3 separate regions of the Mus musculus genome follow, and all the other regions are linked to region 1. Evidence: chromatin contacts called from ENCODE POLR2A ChIA-PET data. All regions are on one chromosome and are shown on one strand. Each heading gives the region's core, a stretch centred on a gene start or an enhancer-like site at or near the end of the contact. The rest is flanking DNA. Distances are from core to core; before and after follow the strand shown. Region 1 holds the start of Mnt (max binding protein). Region 2 holds the start of Srr (serine racemase). Region 3 holds the start of Sgsm2 (small G protein signaling modulator 2).

Region 1 (2,632 bases), core at 51-2,550:
CAAGAGCGGGTTTGAAACGCGCAGACACGCCACATTCCACACCGGCTAAAGCAGGGCAAGGCAGGGGGGCCTAGGGCTGCCCCCAGCGACCCGCGGGACACTCACATGCACCCAATCAGCGCAGCTCTCAGCCAAAGCTAGACGTGCGACCCAGCCCAGCTCTGGGAGGCGGGGTCAGGCGGGGCTGGCCAGGATCATAAGACACGCGATGTCATTTCATTCTGCAAAGGCCGCCTCCGCCCCAAGCAGCGCGTAGATCTGCCGGGAGCGCTCCCCGCACCCTCCAGCCCAGGCCAGGGAATCCGAAGAGCAGCTCGGCGTAGAGTATTCCCCACCCCCACTCAGTTACGCACACGCCCACTCGTGTGCTGTACAAACACACCCGTGTACAGGTCCGTTCATCCGCTCTTCCCCGGTTCCCATCACACATCATCTTGGTGCTCACACGCAAGCACACGCGGGTCTGCCACCCCCACACATCAACATCCCTCTCCCCATCCCCCGGTTCACACATCCTCAATGGTAGCGAGGGCGCCGCCCGCCCACAACTAAGGGGCCCCCCACTGAAGGTGTACGGGGGTGCCAGTCAGCTAGGGTGGTACCCGCAGAAACTGGGTCCTTCTTTGCATGTTAATGAATTCATTAATTATTTTCAACGTTCGCATCACTCCTCCCGGACGGCAGCTCTTGCGGGGAGTTTGTGCCCGGCTTTTTAGGTCGCGCCATAGAGGGGCCTCCCTGCGATTTCCAGTGGGTTCAGGGATCGGGGTCACTGGCCTCCCCTTCTGCCCAGTGCCCCAGGGGCCCAGCCGGGCCGCTCACCACGTGCTCTCTGTTGTTGCTGCGCTTGCCATTCCAGGAAGCGGGCCGCCTCCAGTAGCGTCTCTATGCTCATCGCGGCGAGAGCAGCCGGGGGCGCGCCGGGGCCGAGGCTGCGGCCCGCGAGCCAAGCACAGGTCAGGCTGGCGGGCCGGCAGGAGGGAGGGATCACCTCCGGGGGGCGACAGGGCTGGGCGGCGCAGCGCACTCCTCAGAAAAGAACGGGGGAGCACGGGGAGAAAAATCAATGTCTCCCAAAATATTTGCAAAATAAAAATTTGCAAATTAAAAAAATTTTGATGCAAAAAATAAAAAAGGCGGCACTGCCTTCTTCCTTCCTTCTTCCTCTTCCTCCCTTCCGATGCCTCCCGCCCCGCGGCCCCCGGAGTCCCGCCGACAAGAAAGGGCTTTGCAACAAGATGGCGAGGAGGCACCGACACACACAACAAGGGAAGGAGCCGCGCTGCCCCCGGCCGCCGCCCCCGCTACTACACCGGGGCCGCAGCCAAAGCCCGGACCGGAGCCCCCGCCCGCAGGGCCGCGGCGTCTCACTGAGGGCGGGGCCGCGCCAGGGATGGCCCCGCCCACCGCGCGCGCACACGTGGCTTGGGTGGGGGTGAGAAGATGGAACCAGGCTTCCTCGCTGTTTCCGCTTTCCCTACTTGCCCCTCCTCTCCGTGGCCAGCCACAAGTTAAACGGGGTTTGCGTGCTTAGGGCATTCACGGCGGGATCTGCCTTGCTGAGAGAATGGGAAGCCCAAGGCTTCGGTTAGCTGAGACAGCGGTGACACAGGTCAGGGAGACCTATAGTCTGACCCCTAGGTCTCTTCGCCCCACGTAGACACGACCTAAATCCCGCAGCCGTCCGGTCTGTCGCAATTCCCCCCGGGATCCGCCCCTGGGCGGAGCTGACAGCAGGCTGCTAGAGTCCTGACAGAGGGACGGGAGAGCTGATCCCGTTCCGGATTTTGTCTCTGTTCCTCCCCCCGCAGTGCGTTCGCATCCTATTAGGCTACATCACCAGGCCGCCCGCCAATGGGCGGGCAGGACAACACGGCATGGAGCAGCTCCACATGGACACCCCGCGCCGCCAGCCTTCGGTTTAAAGGGACAGTGTCTACAGGGTCGTATTAGCGGGTGCGGATAGGGCCACCGGGTGACGGAAGGGTGAGACACCTACAGGGGAATTCCGCAGTCCATCCCCTGCTTTACATTACCCTCCCATTCAAAACCAGGGCTTACTTCCCTTCTCCTAAATTCTTTGTCCACCGGTTTCTGATATGGGTGGGGACTAAAAGTGTGCCACTCTAGAGGGCACCTCGTTGTTGGGCCCCGGCACCAGTAATCAAAAGGAGAAGCGTCCAAAGCCCAGGCCGAGGAGGCGTGGCCTAAATCAGGAACAACAACGTGGAGGGCGGAAGCCGCGCGCTACCCTAGCGGCCCGCTGGGCGCGGGGCGGGGTCGCTCACTGTGTTGGGTTGGAACCGCGCACTCTCCTAAGCTCGCCAGTCAGTCTTTATCTTGGCTGCAGGGCTTAGGACTGTCCCTAGGTACAGTCAGAAAGATCTTTGAAGTCAGCTTGCCCAAATCATTGCACTTTGCAGGTAAGAAAACTGAGGCCCAAGTGAAGGGACTACTCCAACTGCTCCTTGTTCATTGAGCAACTCGTAGTCTAGTCAGACCTCTCTCAACCGCCAGCTGCCTCTTACCACCTCGGGTCCTCGCAAAAGTGAAGAACTATCAAACTGCAGTTCAGGAAGGGGGCTGAGCACTTACATCTTCTTGATTAGGACAACAAAAATATCCTACATCT
Region 2 (2,632 bases), core at 54-2,553, 95 kb before region 1:
GTACTCAAGTTATATAAAATCCTAGTACAGAATTATAATGTATATACAAATGCAAACAAGCTGGTAGCCAAGTATTTATACACCTGCATCTATACCCACTTTTGTTTGGGGGATGGGGTGGGGGCGAAACTAAAATTTTAGGTTTCTGACTTGAAAGTTGGGTATGGTGGCATATGCATATAATTCCAGCACTCTGAAGGCTTCAGTCAGGAAAAGTATCCAAACTCAAGGCCAGGTTGGGTTACACAGTAAATTCAAGGCCAGTATTGGCTACAAGGTGAGACTTTGTCTCAAAAGAAAAACAAACACAAAATAAAAGATACTGCTGCCTTGGCAAAAGTTTAGCTTCTCCACCAAATGTGAACCAAGATAAAGCCGTTTAACCTCAGCACCCTGAGTAAACTTTTAAACTTAGTTTTGGGGCGGAGCCAGGAGAGGTGGTGACTACTATTTTCCAGAGGAGAGAGAGAAAACAGCCTGGTTAATCCAATTCAGTTGGCCAATAAAAACCAACCTCACAAATTCTAGCCACAATCCTAGAGAAGGTATCTTCTGTAACTGTCATCCTAAGCAACACTGGCTAATGAAGGAGACCAGACACCAAAATATTTCTCGCGCTTTTCTGATGCGAATGGAGACTGGCAAATTAAGCATTCTCTCTGATCACAACTGCTCCCACACACGCCAAGACCAAAACAAAACCGAGTCAGCTCTCTGAGGTCCTGGATCCCTCCAGTGGCCTAGCACTAGAAACCAGCCTTGGGGGGTGGGGGGGGGGGGTAAGTTCAGCAAAGGAAGTCCTAGCCTGTTAAGCCTTTCTCCTCAATTTCCCCAGCTCCTCCTCTCCGACGCGGAACGGAGGACTACGGAAAGGTACACATACACAGACTATTCTTTTGGGAACAATACGTCTCGGGGCCTCTACCGGACCCTAGCACCCAAGCCAGTTCGTGTCTCCTCCGGACTGGAACTCAGGCGCTGGCGTGAGAGGGTTAGGGCACCGGAGAACAACCACGGCGCCGCGCCGAGCAAGAGGGCGGAGGCTGAAACTCGCGCTTGGGCTCTGCCCCGAGGGCCCGAGGGAGCGGAGCGACAGCCTCGCTGTCTCCCAGGGGCCGCCGCAGGCCCGGGCGCACTGTTGGGGAAGGGGCGGGGGTTCGGAGCGCCGCGGACGGGGCGGGGAGGAGGCAGAGGAGAGGGAGGCGGGGCGGGCAGGCCCGGCCCAGCAGCTGGGCGGCGCAACTCACCTCTGCTCCCGGCCTGCGGAGCCAGAGTGGCCAGGATCCCTCGCAGTTCCGATGCGGAGATCCGCACACGCTCCAACCCCTCCGCCATCTTCGCGGCGGCTGCTACAGCTGCGGCGACTCGGCCACCGCCGCGCGCAGCCAGGAAACCACGACGGACGGGCGGCGCGCGCTCACCCACTCCCACCCTTTTCCCCGCCCCCCTCCTGCCTGCCCTCCCCAAACGACGGTGGCCGCACTGGGAGCAAAAGCATTCAGCACGTTCAACTAGGGCCTTGCCGGAGCGGGCGAATCGGCCGCGGAGACGGCGTGTGCGCGTGCGCAGAGGTGTAAAGCTAGGACGGTCCGCCGAGGCTCGGAGGTGGAGGCGCAGCGCTCTGGAGGCGAGGTGAGGCGCAGCCAGGTGTGACTCGCCCATGTCAGGTGGGCATTCGGGTCTAGGGATGCCAGTATTGCTGCGGTGACCACCGAGGACACTGCTTTTGATCTGGGGCTCGGATTGACGGAGACATCCTACAACCCGGCCTCCTCCGATCATTTTAGGCCGAAGTCTCCTTACCGTAGGCCTGGATTGTGGAGTTTAAATATCTTTTATTATTATCCCCATTACTGGTAAACGGAATCTCAGAGAGTGGAAGAAGTAAATTGCTCCGTGTATCGTTTGATTGTACCAGAGTACTAAAGTCTATGACAGTTCATCCCTAAGACTTGCTGGAGGTCGTTGTGTGGAGGTAAAAAAAGAAGGAAATTATTCGATCTGGGAATTACTGTTAGCATTGAGAATTTTTTAAAATTACTTTTTTAGTACTCAAGTCAATTCTCCCATCTTTACATCTTTAAATTTTTACTGATGCTGGTAAAAATAGCTCATTCTTATATTCACGGTACTTCAAAGGCTGTGGTGGGAGCATTGCAAGTTCAAGCCTGGGCAACATAGCACATTTGAGGCTAATCAAGGCAACATATTAGAAGACCTTGTCCCCCAAAAAGGAAGCAAAAAGTTAATTAGACTAGAAGATGGGTACTTTAAGCTCATTGACCATTAACTCCTATTAGAAACGGTGGGGTGGAGAAACTTCCTATCCAAAGACTGCCTTTCTCCAGTCTTTCCTTCTTCCCTGTCTCACACAGTCATTGACCCTTTAGACCTCAAAAAGTAATAACCAGTTATGCCTTGATCATAGTATAAAATATTTGATAGTACTCATACAGTTCCTGTTATGTGACAGATATTTCACCATCAAAAGAGAAAAATGCCGGGCGCACGCCTTTAATCCCGCACTGGGGGAGGAGGGGCCGGCAGAGGCAGGCGGATTTCTGAGTTCGAGGCCATCCTGGTCTACAAAGTGAGTTCCAGGACAGCCAGGGCTATACAGAAAAACCCTGTC
Region 3 (2,632 bases), core at 38-2,537, 66 kb before region 1:
GCTGCTCTTCTCCTCTCAGTCAAATCAACCAACAAGAACCTTCCTGCGCCGCTTAAGAGCCTTGGGCAAGGGTCCCAAGTCTAGTCTCGGTGTGGGCACGGGTACCGGCTAAGCAGCCCCTCTCCCTCCTGTCTACTCACCTTTGCTGTCCCGTTGTGCGGACCCACCGCCGTGATGCCGCCCGCCTTTATGAGCTTTATTCTGCTGCTTCAGCGGCCCGGAGCGGTGAGCCGCCATTCTGCAGTCCACGTGTGCACCAAGTGAACTCTACTTCCGGGCGGACCCGAGCGTTTCCGGCCCTGGGGACGGACTTCAGGCTTAGCACTTCCGCGACCTCTCGCGAGGTTTTTTGCCGCCAGCCTGCAAGCGCAGCGCCCTGAGTGTCCGCAGAGACGTCGTGGTGCCTTTTCCCACGCTGCAGTCCTCTGCTGAGAGATGGAGGATGCCGGCAGGAGTCTCCCGGCTCCGGCTCTGGATTAGGAGGTCAATTTTGCGCCCATCTTTCCATTTTTGCACGCTTCAGTTGCATCACGTGGGAAGAAATAAAAGTCTTTTCACGTAGACTATTGCACGCCGCTCTCTGCGGTCCCAGTGAACTGTACAAAGGGGTGACATTTGTACCTGAGTGGCCTTTCCTTTCCTCTATTACTCTAATTTCCAACGCGAAGCACTTAGAAGGGGCTCGTGTCACCGGCTCTGGAATGTCTCTTATTCCAACTCGCGCCCCCCTCTTCCCACAAATCTGCAAGATGAACCAAAGCGGATGTCGGCGACCCGGAGGAGGGCGAAGACTTCCCCTTGCGCTCGGGCACCTGTTCTTAGGAGCTCACAGTCGGGTCCTTGCTTTCCTCCTGCAAGCTTTGCGACTGAGCTGCAAGTAATATATGAACACTCCACAGGATCCGGAGGAGTGACAGGACCAGGTTCGAACCACAGTGACGCAGAGCCGAGACCCTGGCTCCGTATAGCTCCTCTCCCAGGGGCCAGAAGTCGGGAGCGGTCACGGTGGTTGAGGTTTGCCCAGACACAAGCACATTCCCAAAGTCCGCCCGCTGCGCGGCGCAGGCCGGAGCGGCTGACTTCCCAGCGCTCACAATGCGGGTTCGCGCCCTCGGGGCGGGAGCCGGCCAGTCGCCATGACAACCGTCCCTGCGGCGCGCGCCCGGCCCCGACGCCCCCAGGCGTCCGCACCCGCCCTTGACCCCCCCCCCCACCTCCCCAGTTGCGGCGCACACACCCCCTCCCTGCCGGCAGTGGGAAGGGGCCGGGCCTGCTGCCTGACGTCTGCGGGGCTCGGAAGATGGCTGCGGAGCTGAGCACCGGGCAGTGGCTGCGGCGGCTGCAGGCGGGGAGCGCAGCGGGCGGGGACTCCGCCTCGCGTGTGGGGCGCTGAGTCGGGAGGCGCGGAGGCGGTGAGGGCGCACCGGGGGCTCGGGGGGCCACTCGGTGCCACCTGCCCGCCACCTGCCGCACCATGGGCAGCGCAGAGGACGCGGTCAAAGAAAAGCTGCTGTGGAACGTGAAGAAGGAGGTACGGTCCGGGGCAAGGTCTCAAGGGGCTCGCACCCCTCCCGCGCTGGCTCGGGAGCAGAGAGGTGGAGGCACCCACGCGCGCGGCTGCCAGCCCACCGTGCCAGGCGGGGGCGGGGTCCTGGGCGGGCCGCGCCCCACGCCCCTCTCTGCATGTCCCGGGCAGCGCCCTCGGCCAGGGTCAGGCTTGCGCCCTGGGGCTTGTTTGCTCCACGGTGCTCCCGTTCCCCGCCCAGTGACGGCAGCAGCGCGGGGAGACCGCGATCGGGGGAGGGGTGGCGGCGATTGCTGGAGAACCCGAGTTGCCCATTCATTGCGGGTACTGCCCGGGGAGGGGGCGGGGTCCCCACGGGCCTCCTGGAGGCTGCGAGCCACAGTTCCAGGGGCTTCGCCCTCGGGTGTCCAACACACCGCCCTCTTGTGTTCCCCTGGCAAGTGAGTCGTGGCTAGCAGAGGGTTCGCTGCACACCTCACCGTTTCTCCCTCCACGCCCACCTCCTTACCCAGGAACTCGGGTATTTTTAAGAATGGTTTTTAAGACTCAGATTATTTTTGCCCTTTTGAGGGAAATCCTTCAGAAACAAGAGTTTCTCTCCACTAATTCCCTTTACCTTGACGCTGCTTAGAAGCTCATTTCAATTTCGGGGGTTGGGAGGGGGGGGCTGCTCATACGAATGACTCACCAGCTTGTGAAAGAGCCTGCAGTGTAGATGAGATGAGTGAGGCCTCCCTCCTCAGCCTGCCTCTCTAGCTGGGTCTACCAGGTGTGAACTATGGAAGGCAAAAACAAAACAAAACAAAACAAAAAACCTGTCTGCTTGTTCACTGTTTTGTTTCCAGAGCCTGGCACACTGGTAGGCACTCTAATAAATATAGCTGCTGATCCTGGAAACTGAGGTTTGGTGAGATAGTCTTGAGTTGTCCAGACTTACTTGAGCTTTACTTGTGAACTTGAGTAAAGTTACTTAAACTCAAGTCTTGGTTTCCTAGTTTCTTTTTAAAATAGGATAATACTGTTTCTCTCACATACATAAATGTATCATATTTTTTCATGCACCCTTGGAGTTTGACGGTGGTTTGAGAAGACTCTGGACTCTCTGCA

The links. ChIA-PET counts read pairs that join two places held with the same protein, here RNA polymerase II (POLR2A).
Region 2: POLR2A ChIA-PET joins it to region 1 with 18 read pairs in embryonic stem cell. The contact joins the promoter of Srr here to the promoter of Mnt in region 1. POLR2A ChIA-PET finds 5 or more read pairs at or near these places in 3 of 5 experiments (Patski and embryonic stem cell).
Region 3: POLR2A ChIA-PET joins it to region 1 with 37 read pairs in Patski. The contact joins the promoter of Sgsm2 here to the promoter of Mnt in region 1. POLR2A ChIA-PET finds 5 or more read pairs at or near these places in 4 of 5 experiments (Patski and embryonic stem cell).

What each region holds. Positions count from the first base shown.
Region 1 is chr11:74,829,592-74,832,223 of GRCm38, reverse strand. Mnt (max binding protein) reads right to left here and starts at 1,300. Exons shown (of 6, transcript NM_010813.3): 1 at 823-1,300. The coding sequence starts at 895.
Region 2 is chr11:74,924,619-74,927,250 of GRCm38, reverse strand. Srr (serine racemase) reads left to right here and starts at 1,303. Exons shown (of 9, transcript NM_013761.5): 1 at 1,303-1,632. It overlaps Smg6 (Smg-6 homolog, nonsense mediated mRNA decay factor (C. elegans)), which reads right to left and starts at 1,397. Exons shown (of 19, transcript NM_001002764.2): 1 at 1,248-1,397. The coding sequence starts at 1,335.
Region 3 is chr11:74,895,724-74,898,355 of GRCm38, reverse strand. It overlaps Sgsm2 (small G protein signaling modulator 2), which reads left to right and starts at 1,287. Exons shown (of 23, transcript NM_197943.3): 1 at 1,287-1,531. The coding sequence starts at 1,475. Tsr1 (TSR1 20S rRNA accumulation) reads right to left here and starts at 276. Exons shown (of 15, transcript NM_177325.3): 1 at 141-276. The coding sequence starts at 237.